Regions from separate parts of the Homo sapiens genome. Here region 2 is linked to region 1. A link is a loop called in an ENCODE intact Hi-C map of the cell type or tissue named here. Cell type or tissue: heart right ventricle. All regions are shown on one strand. Each heading gives the region's core, and the rest is flanking DNA. Links, peaks and the distances in the headings are about the cores only.

Evidence for each region. A loop is a pair of places that touch in the nucleus more often than their neighbours do. Peaks named below come from ENCODE experiments on the same cell type or tissue, not always from the same donor. Only the 100,000 strongest peaks of a DNase experiment are listed, where the experiment ranks them.
Region 2: it touches region 1 in a loop (6-fold over the local background); 67 of 110 quality-filtered maps call a loop at or near these places.

What each region holds. Positions count from the first base shown.
Region 1 is chr19:54,484,176-54,492,500 of GRCh38, forward strand. No RefSeq gene overlaps it. Among named protein-coding and RNA genes, the nearest start is that of LAIR2, 14 kb to the right of the region's middle. In heart right ventricle, for the core only: no CTCF peak of the experiment used is centred there; no DNase peak of the experiment used is centred there; H3K27me3 peaks cover 1,960 bases.
Region 2 is chr19:54,659,607-54,667,931 of GRCh38, forward strand. It overlaps LILRB4 (leukocyte immunoglobulin like receptor B4), which reads left to right and starts at 3,379. Exons shown (of 12, transcript NM_001278426.4): 1 at 3,379-3,461; 2 at 3,926-3,961; 3 at 4,148-4,432; 4 at 4,580-4,879; 5 at 5,193-5,243; 6 at 5,524-5,574; 7 at 6,209-6,325; 8 at 6,634-6,709; 9 at 6,793-6,830; 10 at 7,091-7,143; 11 at 8,029-8,187; 12 at 8,267-8,325. The coding sequence starts at 3,428. In heart right ventricle, for the core only: no CTCF peak of the experiment used is centred there; a DNase peak (open chromatin) is centred at 3,352; H3K27me3 peaks cover 1,143 bases.

The DNA.
Region 1 (8,325 bases), core at 301-8,300:
CACACAGTATTCCATTGCACTGGGCAGGTGGGGGGCAGGGCATTGTTTATTTAATATTTAAGTGTCCATTAAGTGATGGGCAATATGTTTCTAATTCACTGCTCTTCATTCTACAAGTGTTTGCTGAGCATCTATTATGTGCCAGGCCCTAAGTACCAGTGATAAAGTGATGATCAAGACAGAAGAGCCAAGACTTCCCTGGCCAAGTGAAGTCTCCATTCTAACGGCGGGAGAGGGACAGCGTACAAGTCAATGAGTGGATAATTAGAAAGGAGGATGAACGTCAAGAGGAAATGAAGACGAATCTTCTTAGCGAAGGAATGGGTGTCGGGCTAGTGGACTTCTTTCAACACAGTGGTCTAGGAAGGCTCTTCTTGCTGAGATGATGCTGAGCAGAGACCTGGAGGCTGTGGTGCAAAGCAGGAGGTCGGTGCACCCAGGCAGAGACGCGGAGCCCCGAGGCAGGGAGGGACCTGGTGTCTTCAAGGAACAGCAGGAATGTCATGTGGCCTGAGGGCAGGGAGTGAGGGGCACAGGGACCAACGTGAAATTGGAAAGATGAGTAAGTGTCCCGTAGGTCACAGAGTTTGGGTTTTGGGCCATGTGTACTATGAAGTCACTGGAGATTTCAATGGTAACAAAACATAATCTGATTTATGCTTTTAAAGGATCACTCTGGGGCCGGGTGCAGGGGCTCAAGCCTGTAATCCCAGCACTTTGGGAGACTGAGGCGGGCGGATCATGAGGTCAAGAGATCGAGACCATCCTGGGCAACATGGTGAAACCCCGTCTCTACTAAAAATACAAATAAATTAGCCAGGCGTGGTGGTGGGTGCCTCTAATCCCAGCTACTCGGGAGGCTGAGGCAGGAGAATCGCTTGAACCCGGGAGGTGGAGGGTGCAGTGAGCCAAGATCACGCCACTGCACTGCAGCCTGGGCGACAGAGTGAGACTCCGTCTCAAAAAAAAAAAAAAAAAAAAAAGAAAGATTATTCTGGCTACAATATGGGGAGGGGCAGCTGAGTAGCACGAAATGAGCGTGGAGAGACCAGCTAGGGGATGTTCCCTGGACGAGGGGAGAGAGGGTGAACCTGGCGCCGTGGTGCTGGCAAGCAGTGTCTGCATGAGGACAGATTCTGAAGGTAGAACAAGGGGAGAGGGTGAGAAAGAGGAGCAGTTGAGGCGATTTCTAGGACTGCAGCTTGTCCAGGTGGTGGACGGGGAAGAAAACGTGGGAGAGCCACAATTTTAACTTTCTCATATTAATCCTTCCAGTGTTTGTTTCTGGGTGAATATGAGACAATATGAATGTATATTCTGATTCCCCCAATTCTTGGCACAATACAGATTTAATCCCTAAGAATACACTCTGGGATCTCTCCATAAAGTACATAGGCGATTTTCTTTTTATTTTCTTTTTTTGAGACAAGTCTCACTCTGTTGCCCATGCTGGAGTGCAGTGGTGCGATCTCAGCTCACTGCAATCTCCACCTCCCAGGTTGAAGCAATTCTCCTACTCAGCCTCCCGAGCTGAAATGATGGGCGCCAGCCACCAGGTCCAGCTAATTTTTTTGTATTTTTAGTAGAAACAGGGTTTTACCATGTTGGCCAGGCTGGTCTCGAACTCCTGGCCTCAGGTGATCTGCCCGCATCTGCCTTCCAAAGTGCTGGGATTACAGTCAGGAGCCTGGCCCATGGGGCATTTTCAAATATATTTCTCCCTGGTCTTCTAAATTCCAGACTGACTGATGAGAAGTCTGATGTAATTATGATAATAGAAACTTAGTACACCATTGTGTTTTTTCTCCCACCTTTGAGGTCTTCTTTATTTTCTTTTTCCTTTGAGATAATGCAGCTTGGTGAGTGCGGTGAGCCCTTAGGGAGGCATTTTTTCTCTCTCCCTAGCGTCACTGCTGGCTGGCTTCCTCCTCTCTGCCCTTTACTTCTTTTTTTTCATTCCAGCTCCTCAAGTTGCATGTTCAGTGATTAATTCTCCAAACTTCATAATTTCTTTTTTTTTTTTTTGAGATGGAGTCTCTGTCACCCAGGCTGGAGTACGGTGGCGCGATCTTGGTTCACTGCAACCTCCACCTCCCGGGTTCAAGCGATTCTCCTGCCTCGGTCTCCCAAGTAGCTGGGACTACAGGCGCCCGCCACCACGCCCGGCTAATTTTTTTAGTAGAGACGGGGTTTGGGGTTTCACCGTGTTAGCTAGGATGGGCTCGATCTCCTGACCTCGTGATCCACCCACCTCATCCTCTCAAAGTGCTGGGATTACAGGCGTGAGCCACCATGCCCAGCCCCAAACTTCATAATTTCTAAAAAAAAAAAAAAAAAAAAAAAAAAAAGTGTGCTTAAAACAATCCACATTTCACTTTAAGTGTGATTTTTATTGCATCTAAGTTTCGATATGAATAACATTGTTCATTTCTAAATATGTCACAACTTCTGTGTTTTTTTTTTTAACAGTCACTCAAAAGTTATGCAGATTTTTGTTGTTGTTTTAAAAATGTGTGTTTTTTAAACGTTTAATTTTTGGTCTTTTATGTAATTTTTGCAGTCACGAAATATGGTTTCATTATATTAAATCTTTGGAATATTTTGAGACCTTCTTGGTGGATTAAGAAGTGGTCAATTTTTGTAGATTTTTCATATGTTCCTGAAAAGAATGTGGGTTCTCCATTGTTGCTGTTTTGTACATATAAATATAACAACACACCAATAATGAAAATAACAATTATGATAACAATCATTAATAATCAATATTAGGCCAGGCGCGGTGGCTCACACCTGTAATCCCAGTACTTTGGGAGGCCGAGGCGGGCGGATCACCTGAGGTCAGGAGTTCGAGACCAGCCTGGCCAGCATGGTGAATCCACGTCTCTACTAAAAATACAAAAATAGCTGGGCGTGGTGGCAGAGGCCTAGAAGCCCAGCTACTCAGGAGGCTGAGGCAGGAGAATCACTTGAACCTGGGAGGCAGAGGTTGCAGTGAGCCAAGATTGTGCCACTGCACTCCAGCCTGGGTGACAAGAGTGAAACTCCATGTCAAAAAATAAATAAGTAAATAATAATAATCAATATTAGAACCCTTAGTAATGTCAGGCTCAGTCTGACTACTTTTTTTTTATTTATTATTATACTTTAAGTTTTAGGGTACATGTGCACATTGTGCAGGTTAGTTACATATGTATACATGTGCCATGCTGGTGCACTGCACCCACTAACTCGTCATCTAGCATTAGGACTACTTTTTATTTTTAAGAAAGCATGCTTACTTTTGCCTTTCATTTTTCTATATTTTTAAAAAACTTTGTAAACATTTATGGGGTACAAGTGTAATTTTGTTGCATGTAAAGATTGCCCAGTGATGAAATCGGGACTTCCAGGTTATCCATTCCCCAAATAATGTGCATTGTACCCATTAAGTCATTTTCTTTTCTTTTCTTTCTTTCTTTTTTTTTTTTTTTTTGAGACAGAGTCTTGCTCTGTCGTCCAGGGTGGAGTACAATGGTGCAATCTTGGCTCACTGCAACCTCCATCTCCCGTGTTCAAGCAATTCTCCTGCCTCAGCCTCCTGAGTAGCTGGGATTGCAGGTGTACACCACCACACCTGGCTAATTTTTTGTATTTTTAGTAGAGACAGGGTTTCTCCACGTTGGCCAGGCTGGTCTCGAACTCCTGACCTCAGGTGATCTGCCCGCCTCGGCCTCCCAAAATGCTGGGATTACAAGCGTAAGCCACCACACCCGGCCCCCGTTCCTCATTCTTAGAAAGGGAATCATGGTCATTGTGGTTGACCTGTGGCCGTGTAATTCTGTCCAAATATCCCTGAATGGTAAATGTGAAAACAGTAGAATGAATTCCATTGAAAATAAGAAGAAATAAAGTCAGAACTCAAAAGTGTTTTTGAAGTGTTATTGGGATGGAACTTTTTTTTTTTTTTTTTTTTTTTTTTTTTTTTTTTTGAGACGGAGACTGCTCTGTCATTTAGGCTGGAGTGCAATGGTGCAATCTTGGCTCACTGCAACTTCTGCCTCCTGGGTTCAAGCGATTCTCCTGCTTCAGCCTCCTGAGTAGCTGGTATTACAGGTGCGCACCGTCATGCCTGGCTAATTTTTGTATTTTTAGTAGAGACGGGGTTTCACCATGTTGGCCAGGCTGGTCTCGAACTCCTGACCTCAGGTGATACGCCCACCTCGGCCTCCAAAAATGCTGGCATTACAGGCACGAGCCACTGCGCCCAGCCTATTTGTTATTATTTGATAATATTGATATTATCACCTATCAATTTATGATGACAAGTGCACATAACATAAGATCTATCTTAGCAAATTTGTAAGGGTACAAGGCAGTCTTGTTCCCTGCACACACTAAGCCGCACAGGAGACTGTAGGCCTTCCTCATCTTGCATGACTGAAACTCAAGAGGGAAAAATGAGGAGGTAACAGTCATAGGAAAGAGATCTTGATACCTTGCCTGTTCTTTCTAAGCCAATACCCTCAGCTCCTTAAAGGGGGCACTTTTATTTCATTTTATTTTTTCCCTCAGGTATAAATAATTTAATTTTTTTCAGTTATAAGGCTAACACATACTCAATTTAAAAATCCAAATAAAAACACCTCAAAAAATGAAGAGCCATTTAAACTCCCTTGACCTAATATTAATTGCTACAAACATCTTGATTAATATTTTCCTACAAATCTCTTATTACTAAATTACTCGATAGCCAGTTATTAAGTAATTTCAGTCTGAGTACCATTAACATAATTACTCACTGAATAATCACAACAGTTCCATGAGTTAGGCACCATTGCTTTTTTATTTTACAGAGGAAGAGGCAAAGAAATAGAGAGGTAAATAAACTTAGTTTAAAGTGAGAGAGCTTATAACTGGCACGACCAAAATTAAAATCTAGAGATCTGGCCTCTGGAATTGTACTAGATAAATCAAGTTATGCACTCATAACTTTCCCCATACTCCCTATATACTATGTCTATTCATTCATCATTCATTCAAAAATATTTATTATGTACTATGTGCTAGGGAGTGTTCCAGGAGCAGGGACACTACAGGAAACACTGCAGGAAAAAAATCTATGGTTTCATGGGGATACATTGTAGTGGGAAGGCAGATAGTCTACAATATTAATAAGTAAAATACGTGCACATATGCTGAAGATTAATGATATATGCTGAAGAAAGAAAAAAGGCAGCGAGAGGTGATACGAAATCTGGAGGGAGTGTTGCAACTTCAGACAGGATGGTCCAAGAAGGTCTGAAGGATAAGGAGATACTGGGGTTGACAGTGAAGGAGAGGGAGGGATGAGCCTTGTGCCTGTCTGGGTGAAGAGCATTCCAGTCGAGAATGGCATGTGGATGAGCCCTGAGGCAGATGCTTGCTTGATGTTTTTTTAGGAATAGCAAGGAGATCACTGGGACTGCATCACAGTCAGTGAAAGGCAGAGTCGGAGGAGATGCTATCAAAGTACTAACCCAAGTTGGGAGACAGAAGACGCAGTCGTGTCAATATGACTGAGGCGGGAAGTCCTGGAAAGTTTCTGATCAGAAGAGTGGCACAGAGTGGCGAATGTTTTTATTGTATTGTGTTGTTATTTTACTACCCAATTGCATTTTATTATCAGCGTACCTTATTTTATGAAATTAGACCTGCATTTTGGAGGGAGAGTCTGATTTTCATGAAGGCATGTGGTATGCTTCTGACGATAACGCCAGCATTCCAGGTAAGCTGCCGTCGGCCCTACCTCCGGGACAGCTTGATGCAAGATGCTAATCAAATTAACTCCCTGAGCGTCACTGTTCTCATCTGTAAAACTGGCCTAATGATGAAAACATCTTCCCAAAGTTGTGAGAATTAAAGGAACTACCCATAAGGGATACTCGGAGCAGTGTCTGGCATAGAGCGAGAGCTCAGAAAGGTTATCTCTTCCTTTGATTGCCTTGTGCAATTCTGACTTCAGGAAGGTCTTACCGATATGTTTTAGACAAAAATATGATGATGCCACGCTTAGGCTCAAAACCTGTCCCACTCTCGTGAGGGTAAAATACCAAAACTCTACTTGGCCTTTTAGAGACTCCTGCTCAATCAATGCACATATTCTTCTTCATTATTTTTCCATCTGGAGTCCACTCGACTTACAACAGGCAAATTATCTCCTGATGGGGACTTTCACAGAAGCTGTCTCCTCTGTCCACGTCTCCCCCCAGCTGCTCTTCCTGTCGCCAGCTCGTCAGTCCTCAGCCCGGATTCCACTCCACACTGCAGGTGGCTTCCCTGGGGTCAGCTCTGAGGTTCTCTTTCTTTTCTTTTCTTTTTGTTTCCCTCCTTCCTTCCTTCTTTCCTTCCTTCCTTCCTTTCTTTCTCTCTCTCTCCCTCCCTTCCTTTCCTTCTTTCTCTCTTTCTCTTCCTTCCTTCCTTCCTTTCTTTCTCTCTCTCTCCCTCCCTTCCTTTGCTTCTTTCTCTCTTTCTCTTTCCTTCCTTCCTTCCTTTCTTTCTCTCTCTCTCCCTCCCTTCCTTTGCTTCTTTCTCTTTCTCTTTCTTCCTTCCTTCCTTGCTTCCTTCCTTCCTTTCTCCCTCCCTTCCTTCCTTTCTTTCCTTTCTTTTTTCTCTCTCTCCCTCCCTTCCTTTGCTTCTTTCTCTCTCTCTTTCTCTTTCTTCCTTCCTTCCTTTCTCTCTTCCTTCCTTCCTTCCCCCGCTCCCTTCTCTTTCTTTCTTTCTCTCTCTCTCTTCTCTTTCTCCCTTCCTTTCCTTTCTTTCCTTCTCTCTTTCTCTCTCTCTCCCTTTCCTTCCTTCCTCCCTTCCTCCCTTTCTCTCTCTCTTCCTTCTCTTTCTTTCTTTCTTTCTTTCTTTCTTTCTTTCTTTCTTTCTCTCTCCTCTTTCTCTCTCTTTCTCTTTCTTTCTTTCTTTCTTTCTCTCTCTTTCTCTCTTTCTCTCTCTTTCTCTCTTTCTTTCTTTTTCTTTCTTTCTTTCTTGACAGAGTCTCGCTCTGTCACCCAGGATGGAGTGCAGTGGTGCCATCTCGGCTCACTGCAACCTCCGTCTTCTGGGTTCAAATGATTCTCCTGCCTCAGCCTCCTGAGTAGCTGGGGTTACAGGCGCTTGCCACCACGCCTGGCTAATTTTTGTATTTTTAGTAGAGACGGGGTTTCCCCATGTTGCCCAGGATGGTCTGAAACTTCTGACCTCAGGTGATCCACCCGCCTCGGCCTCCCAAAGTGCTGGGATTACAGGATTGAGCCACCATGACCGGCCCAAGTCCCCTTTTCACACAAGGTCATAGGATTTTTTTTTTTCCTCTGGAGCACTTACTACATCAGCAGATATGGCTCTCAGTGCAACAAAACTCACAGCTCTCTTACGTGGTGTAGAGTTGTCCCTGGAGGCAGCTGCCCCATGAGGGACCCTATCTTCATCCTTCTTGTACCCAGCTGTGGACTCCTGACTAATTCCCACCCTTGGAATGTGAGCAGCAGTGATAAGCGACATTCAGATTTTTTATTTAAAAGGCACGGATGAGCCCTTTCCATTCTCTCTTCCTCTTTCCCCTCACTGGTGACAGAGCACTCCAGGGTTCTAGGGGAGGTTGGATCCCAAAGGTGGAAGAATCTGGGCACCTGAGTCACCTGATGGAGGAGCTCCAACTGCCAACCGGGGGCCCCTATATGGACGTGTAACACGAGTGAGTAGTGACCATTCCATTGTGACAAACTGCAGATATTTCGAGGCTAATTTGTTAAAATCTACCGTTAATGTGCTTTATATGACTTTTTTTTTTTTTTAAGATGGAGTTTTGCTTTTGTCGCCCAGGCTGGAGTGCAATGGTGCAATCTCGGCTCACCACAACCTCTGCCTCCCGGTTCAAGCGATTCTCCTGCCTCAGCCTTTTGAGTAGCTGGGATTGTAGGCATGCACCACCAGGCCTGGCTACTTTTTTTGTATTTTTAGTAGAGATGGGGTTTCACCATGTTGGTGAGGCTGGTCTTGAACTCCTGACCTCAAGTGATCCTCCTGCCTCAGCCTCCCAAAGTGCTGGGATTACAGGTGTGAGCCACTGTGCCCGGCCTATATGACATTTGAATAGTCAGAGGTGTGCCCTCCACATTAGACTGTGAGGTCCGTTGACTTGCGTGGCTCGTCTCTGACACAGACTCAAGCCCTTAATAGCCGCCTGGAAATGTACGTTTTGGTTCACACAAAAAGGAAGTTGACCAAGCCCCCTTGATGAAGCCTCACTGGGGAGGTGGCCCATCGAAGGTCGTATATTGTGAATGGGGCGAAGGCAGCGTCGCCGTCTCCTTCAAGTCT
Region 2 (8,325 bases), core at 287-8,286, 180 kb after region 1:
ATCCACCCGTTTGAATACCTATGACCAGGACCTCCTGCAATGCTTCTCTCTCCACCTCCAGGCATCCCTTCATTCAGATAATACCAATTCATCATCACCATCTGACCTCTCCTTCAGCTTCTTCACCACCCTCCATCTCAATTGCTTTCTGTTTTTCTTCTTTATTTTTTGAACTTCAACTTTTATTTTAGATACGAGGATACATGCTCAGGTTTGCTACATGGAACTATTGCACCCAGGTGGTGAGTGCAGGACCCAGTGGGTATTTCTTTTATCCTGTCCTATTGCGTTAAATCTTTCCTTCCCGGGACTGGTCCTATCTCTAAACTTTTTGCGTAGTGATTTTATCAACTTAATTTTTGCTAGGATGCTAGATTTTCTAGGAGGGGAGGTAATTTGAAATGAAGTCTGGGTTACTGTGAATCCAGTATATCTGCTTTGCTCGCCTTTATCTCTTGTGTCCTGGGATGGCCACAGGTTGACATGTTTAAATGTTTCTTAAGTGAGGATGGATAAGATTTACTGAGTGGTGAGTGCACGAATACAAAAGCAAAATGAGGCCGGGCGCGGTGGCTCACGCCTGTAATCCCAGCACTTTGGGAGGCCAAGGCGGGCAGATCACCTGAGGTCAGGAGTTCGAAACCAGCCTGGCCAACATGGTGAAACCCCATCTCTACTAAAAATACAAAAGTTAGCCGGGTGTGGTGGCAGCTGCCTGTAATCTCAGCTCTCAGCTACTCGGGAGGCTGAGTTAGGAGAATTGTTTGAACCCAGGAGGCCGAGGTTGCAGTAAGCCAAGATTGCACCACTGCACTCCAGCCTGGATGACAGAGTGTCACCCTGTCACAAAAAAAAAAAAAAAAAAGAAGCAAAATACAAGAAGTCCAGGACTGGTAAAGGCAAGGCATGTTGAGCGGTTAGAAAAGGGGTGATGACATCGAAAAACCTCCTGGCATTTCCCAGTCCTTGCCTAGCACAGGTTACTCTGAAAGCAGGACTTAAGACAAGGATATGAGCGCAGGTAACTGATTTGGGAACCAAGTTTAAGGGAATAGGGTTCCCTTATGAAAGAGAGAAGGAGAGGAATTCCTGAAATCAGCATGCATTGCGGACACCACTACAGCAGGTAATATGGACAGGTCCACACCAGGATCTCTGATAATGTGCAGACCATCATCCAGAACTTCCCGCCAAAACAGGAGATACTCGCCAATATGTGTATGGCTTTCTAGCCCCCATTTCTGGGAGTTTCTTTTTCCCCAGCCACTGTCAGACGCATCAAGCTTTGGCTGAAATAGCTTCCAATAAGGTCCTTACACACAAATGTGGAGAGACACATGGAAATCCTCGAAATGAGATACTGTCCCGTGATTCTGAGAGTGACCCAAAAGGATACGGAATGAGGTACTAAAAGCAGGTGCTTGGAAACCTGAGGGCAGTGGTGTTCATGCGTTTCCCGGCACTTTGACTTTCAGCCTCCTGCAAGCCTCTCCTTCTTTGCCTTCCTGACCGTTAGATACAATTAATTTGGGGTTTGTTTTTTCTGCTTCCTCTTTCCCCTCCCACCCTATGTTTCAGTTCTAAAGTTAGAAGGTCCTCTCATCCTTTTAAGAAGAACAGAGACAGAAAATGGTTAGTCACCATCTAGGACAGACTACAATTCCAGATCATTGCAGGACGTGCCCACTCAAATGGATGATTATTGAGAGCTGGCCACCTGAAGTGTTTTACACAGGCAGTGATCTAAGGGTTGAAGCTATCTGGCCTTTTTGCTTGCTTGTTATGTATTTATGGCTTTTTTCCTTTTCAAAATAATTTTACTAAATATTTAATTCACCAACTATATATATTTATGGGGTACAATGTGTTATAAATGTATACACTGTGGAATGATGGAATCAAGACAGTTAACATGTCCATCACTCCGCATACTAACATCTGTGAAAACATTTAAAATCTATGCTTGGCTGGGCGTGGTGGCTCATGCCTGTAACCCCAGCAACTTTGAGAGGCTGAGATGGGCGGATCACCAGAGGTCAGGAGTTCGAGACCGGCCTGGCCAACATGGTGAAACCCCATCTCTATTAAAAATACAAAAATTAGCTGTGAGTGGTGGCGGGTGCCTGTAATCCCAGCTACACAGGAGGCTAAAGCAGGAGAGTCTCCTGAACCCAGGAGGCGGAGGTTGCAGTGAGCTGAGATCACACCACAGCACTCTAGCCTGGGCGACAGAGTGAGACTGCATCTCAGAAAAGAAAAAATATATATATATATTTTGGAGCTACATCGTGCTAGCGCTGCAGAGAATGAGTTTTGTTTTGCGACACAGTTTTTAGATGTCTACCGGGCTCTGGTGGAGATGGAATGTTTGGCCTCAAGTGGGCAGGTCCCATGGGACATGAGTAGCCGACCATGACCTGGCTGCGTACTGGCCCACCAAGCATTCGACTGGCGTGCCCAGCCACTCTCCGTCATCGCAGAGAAGTGCTCTATGTGAGATTTGGTTAAAGGAGTCCCTGAAGGCCTGTGGGAGGCAGAATAGTGACCTCCCAGAGATGTCCACCTCCTGAGGCCCAGACCCTGTGAGTTGGGGAAGCTTATGTGGCAAAAGGGACTTTGCAGATGTGATTAAGTCAAGGATCTTGGGTTGGGGAGATTACCCAGGTGGGCCTGATGTAATCACAAGGGGCTGAGTAAGTGAAAGAGGAAGACAGGAGGGTCAGAGTGAGAGAAGGAGGTGAGTGCATGGAAGCAGGGGGCAGATAACGGGACTGGTGGCTTTGAGGTTGGAGGGAATGGAGAGGCAGGAATGCGGGAGCCTGCAGAGGCTTGAACAGGCGAGGGAACAGATTCTCCTTGGAGCCTCCAGGAGGACACGGCTCTGATAGCAGCTTCATTTTAGCCCAGGGAGACCCATTTTGGACTTGTGACCTCCGGGACGGTAAGTCAATAAACCTACATTATGTGAAGCCACTAAGCTTGTGGTGATTTGTTATGGCAGCAAAAGGAAGCTTTATGGTTCATCTGTACCCTGAAAATGCAGGTTTTTGGTTTTTTTTTTTTTTCACTTGTTCAATGATGTACCCCCAGTGTCAGGCGCTTTGCAAACACACGATACATACGGGTTGATGTTTGGTCAAGAGAGGAATTAAGACCAGGCAGACAGCAGGCTGGGATCAGAGAGACCCCATTTCTGTCTGAAATGTCTGCAGAGAACCTGGTGCCTGCCTCAGCCCTAGCTCTGGGGAAATGAAAGCCAGGCTGGGGTTCAAATGAGGGCAGTTTCCCTTCCTGTGGGCTGCTGATGGAACAACCCCATGACGAGAAGGACCCAGCCTCCAAGCGGCCACACCCTGTGTGTCTCTTTGTCCTGCCGGCACTGAGGACTCATCCATCTGCACAGCTGGGGCCCCTGGGAGGAGACGCCATGATCCCCACCTTCACGGCTCTGCTCTGCCTCGGTGAGATTTAAAGAGGGGGAGGGGAGACCCGAGTCTTGGAGGAAATTTGCCTCACAGCCAGGCCCTGGTTCTTTAGGAGACTCAAAAATCTCAGGGTAGCCGGGCGCGGTGGCTCACGCCTGTAATCCCAGCACTTTGGGAGGCCGAGGCGGGCGGATCACGAGGTCAGGAGATCGAGACCATCCTGGCTAACACGGTGAAACCCTGTCTCTACTAAAAATACAAAAAATTAGCCGGGGGTGGTTGCAGGCGCCTGTGGTCCCAGCCACTCGGGAGGCTGAGGCAGGAGAATGGCGTGAACCCGGGAGGCGGAGCTTGCAGTGAGCCAAGATCGCACCACCGCACTCCAGCCTGGGTGACAGCGAGACTCCGTCTCAAAAAAAAAAAAAAAAAAAAATCTCAGGGTAAAGAGAGGACCTGCTCAGGCTTCCGGGGCAAATCCCTCACAGGGAACTCTCTTCCAGGGCTGAGTCTGGGCCCCAGGACCCACATGCAGGCAGGTGAGTCTGTCCCCAGCTGTCCCAGGTCCCTCCTCCTCACTGGGACAAGGGGCCACCCATGGGCAGCTGGGGGAGGAGACAGCAGTTCTGGGTGACTGATGAGGATGACGGGGGGGTCCTGGGGCTGAGAGCTGGGATCTGAGGGCTGAGGAAGGTCTTGGGATCCAGCCTCTGATTTTCTTCCAGGGCCCCTCCCCAAACCCACCCTCTGGGCTGAGCCAGGCTCTGTGATCAGCTGGGGGAACTCTGTGACCATCTGGTGTCAGGGGACCCTGGAGGCTCGGGAGTACCGTCTGGATAAAGAGGAAAGCCCAGCACCCTGGGACAGACAGAACCCACTGGAGCCCAAGAACAAGGCCAGATTCTCCATCCCATCCATGACAGAGGACTATGCAGGGAGATACCGCTGTTACTATCGCAGCCCTGTAGGCTGGTCACAGCCCAGTGACCCCCTGGAGCTGGTGATGACAGGTGAGAGGACACTCAGGGGTCCCAGCCCCAGGCTCTGCCCTCAGGAAGGGGGTCAGCTCTCAGGGGCATCTCCCTCTCACAGCCCAGCCCTGGGGATGATGTGGGAGGTGGGAGCCCCATTTAACACGGTGCCTCCTTCTCTCCTAGGAGCCTACAGTAAACCCACCCTTTCAGCCCTGCCGAGTCCTCTTGTGACCTCAGGAAAGAGCGTGACCCTGCTGTGTCAGTCACGGAGCCCAATGGACACTTTTCTTCTGATCAAGGAGCGGGCAGCCCATCCCCTACTGCATCTGAGATCAGAGCACGGAGCTCAGCAGCACCAGGCTGAATTCCCCATGAGTCCTGTGACCTCAGTGCACGGGGGGACCTACAGGTGCTTCAGCTCACACGGCTTCTCCCACTACCTGCTGTCACACCCCAGTGACCCCCTGGAGCTCATAGTCTCAGGTGAGGCTCCTGACCCTGTCCTCTCTGAGCTCAGTGGCTCCGTTCATGCCCTGCTGCCAGGAGAGCTCTGGGCAGGGATGGAGGGAGAGGGGCTCAGCCAGTGGGGGACTCAGCCCTCAGAGGGGAGGAGGACAACAGGGGCCCTCCCAGGCATGCCCATGCTCTTCTCCCTCACCTAGGGTCCAGAAGGTGCCAGGTGGACAGAGAAATGGTCCTTGGGAAGCTGCAGGGCAGATATAGGGAGAGGTTCAATTTGATGTGGAGACCCAAGGGCAACCCCAGACTCTCACCCTCCTCTTGTCCTTCTACCCAGGATCCTTGGAGGGTCCCAGGCCCTCACCCACAAGGTCCGTCTCAACAGCTGGTGAGTCTCAGAGGCCTCTGTCCAGAGAGTTTCCAAAGCCCGAGGCCTGTCTCAAGACATGCTCAGTGGATCTAAGTCCTCGTTCCAATTCTCAGCTGGGCTTGCTTCCACGGGTGTGGGAGTCGGGCAGCGACTTGGGAGGCACCACAGGCTCCCAAGGCCCTGAGGCTGGGCTGGTGAGGGGTGAGGGGGTCAAGGCTGAAGGAGATGTTGCGGGGAGAAGCCGAGCTGATGTGGGGAGCAGGGCAGCCCCAGCCCTCACATCCCTGTTCTAACCCAGCAGGCCCTGAGGACCAGCCCCTCATGCCTACAGGGTCAGTCCCCCACAGTGGTGAGTGAGGGGCTCTGAGTGGGAGGTGGGCAGGGTCTAGGGGAGCCAAGGGTGGGTTCTGTCCTAGGTTAAGGCTCCTCTGGAGGTGGTGATGTGGACAGGCCCCTCCCCTGCATGGGCCTCAGTTTCTCCAAGTGTAAAGGAGAGAGGCCTGCGGGTGGGAAAGTTCCTTTCAGCTCTGACTCCCAGCTGTGCCCTCCTGGGAGAGGAGGCCTCCCAGGGAACCTCCCAGACCCGATTCCGCAGGGGCCTGTCCGGTCCCACCTGCAGCAGAGACGGTGACCTGGGGCAGGGGAGGGGAGCAGGGCGGTGGTTCAAGACAGTCAGGCTCTTTCCCTGCAACTCTGGGGCTTGGCTCTGGTGCAGGAACAAGGGCTGCAGCTCAGACTCCCGGGTTTCCTTCCCAGCTCTGCCGCTTCCTGGCTGGAGGGGTCTGGGGCAGGCGATTCCCCTCTCTGAGCCTCAGTTTGTGCATCTGTGAAATGGGTGGAGAGAGGGTGGCAATCTCAGGTTGCACAACTGCTGTGAGGGTTGGAGGTAATGAAAGAAAGACCCAGCACACACAGTAGGTGCACACACAGTAGGTGTGCACATCAATGACATCATCCCCATTCCTGATGTCATCACGCCCAAGGTCTGAGAAGGCACTGGGAGGTACTGATCGGGGTCTTGGTGGTCTCCATCCTGCTTCTCTCCCTCCTCCTCTTCCTCCTCCTCCAACACTGGCGTCAGGGAAAACACAGGACATTGGGTAAGTAGGAAATTGGGGGACCCGTGGGCTGATGGAGGGTGGGCTCAGGGCACCAGCCAAAGGGACTCCAGATAGGAGAGGTCATCTTAGAAACTCTGCTCCAGAAATTCCCAGTGAGAAAATCTAGAAAGAAGAAAATGAATGAGGGAGTAATGGAAGTGCTTTATTCTTTCGGTTTTTCTAAACTTAGAAAGTATTTAAAACATCCTTGCAAGTGTATTTTCAGGTTTCCTTTCCTCTTGACTTGCATGTGCAAGGCAGGTGGTTCTAACGTTCCCAGAGCTGAGACTCTGTCCATCTTCCCCCAGCCCAGAGACAGGCTGATTTCCAACGTCCTCCAGGGGCTGCCGAGCCAGAGCCCAAGGACGGGGGCCTACAGAGGAGGTAATTCTGCCCAAAGACCTCAGACTCCCACCCATCCCAACAGCCACCTCACTGTCCCCTTACACTCCCGTATCCTCCCCCAGGTCCAGCCCAGCTGCTGACGTCCAGGGAGAAAACTTCTGTGAGTGAGAGGCAGAGAAGGTGCACCTGGGGTGGAGCTGGGGGTCCCAAAATTTCAATAGCAATGGGGGCAGGAGCACAGGCTAGGATTGGTCAGGGACTCAGGGAGAAGTGGTCTGAACCCACATTGTGGGACCTCGGGGACATCACAGCCCCTCCCTGCGTTGCAGTGGCACTAATGGGAACAGGGCAGGGACCAGCAGGAATGAGAGGTCCCAGGGAACCTTCCCAGGAGATGAACCCCTTGCTCTACCCCAGCAGGTGCTGCCGTGAAGAACACACAGCCTGAGGACGGGGTGGAAATGGACACTCGGGTGAGAACCCGCCCCTGTCCCCGGCACCAAAGGCCTCCTGGTGCCAGATCTAATCCTGCAGGACTTCTCTGTCCTCCTTCCCCCGGCTCTCAGCATCGTCACGGTGGACCCCTCCTTGTCCAGCACGCTGCCTCCTGCCTGCTGGGACCTCACTCTCTCCTGCTGTCCTGGGACCTCATGGGCCTCCTCCCGGGTCCCCTTCCTGCTCCTCATCCTCTGTTTGGCCATCTGGTTGTTAGAGAGCTCCCCAGGCCTCAGGAGGATGACGAATAAATGAACCACTCCAGTCCCCTGGGCTCCCCTTCATTCATTCATCTAGTGAGTGTTCCCAGGGAGCTCACTGTGGATGGGGCTCCCCATGGGAGCTGCAGACACAGCAGGGAGCAAAGCCGCCCCCGCCTCCTGAGCTCACCTCGTGGTGGGAGACAAAATGCAAATAAATGCATCGTGTCCAGGAGTGCAACGTGCTGTAAGGAACATAAACCAGGTAAAGGGCAGAGAGTGTGGGGCAGTGGGGCCAGTCTGAATGGAAAGGGAGGGCTGTCTGCTCAGCTGTCATCTGAGAAGCCTGGACGGAGAGGGCCACGTGATCCTCTAATGGACGAGCCCCTGCAGGCAGAGGAAACAGCCGTGCAAAGGCCCCGAGGCAGCAGCGAGCTCTTGCAGGAAGGCCGCGTGAGGCTGCAGCCAAATGGGCAAGGTCAGAGTGAGGAGCAGAGACCAGAACCACAGGGAGGGAGCGGCCAGACCCTCCACGGCCTTAGGGCATCCCTGAGATTCCGTCAGGAAAGGGATGTAATCGGATCACCCTGGGAACAGTGGGGAAAATTGACTCCAGGGAGTCAGGAGGATTCAAGGACACCCCCCACCACTGTCTCTCTCCAGCAGAGCCCACACGATGAAGACCCCCAGGCAGTGACGTATGCCAAGGTGAAACACTCCAGACCTAGGAGAGAAATGGCCTCTCCTCCCTCCCCACTGTCTGGGGAATTCCTGGACACAAAGGACAGACAGGCAGAAGAGGACAGACAGATGGACACTGAGGTGAGTCCTTTCCTCTCCAGGCCCCCAGGCCTCCCCCACCCCCACCACGTTCCTTCCCTCTCACTCTCCCCCGCTGCAGGCTGCTGCATCTGAAGCCCCCCAGGATGTGACCTACGCCCGGCTGCACAGCTTTACCCT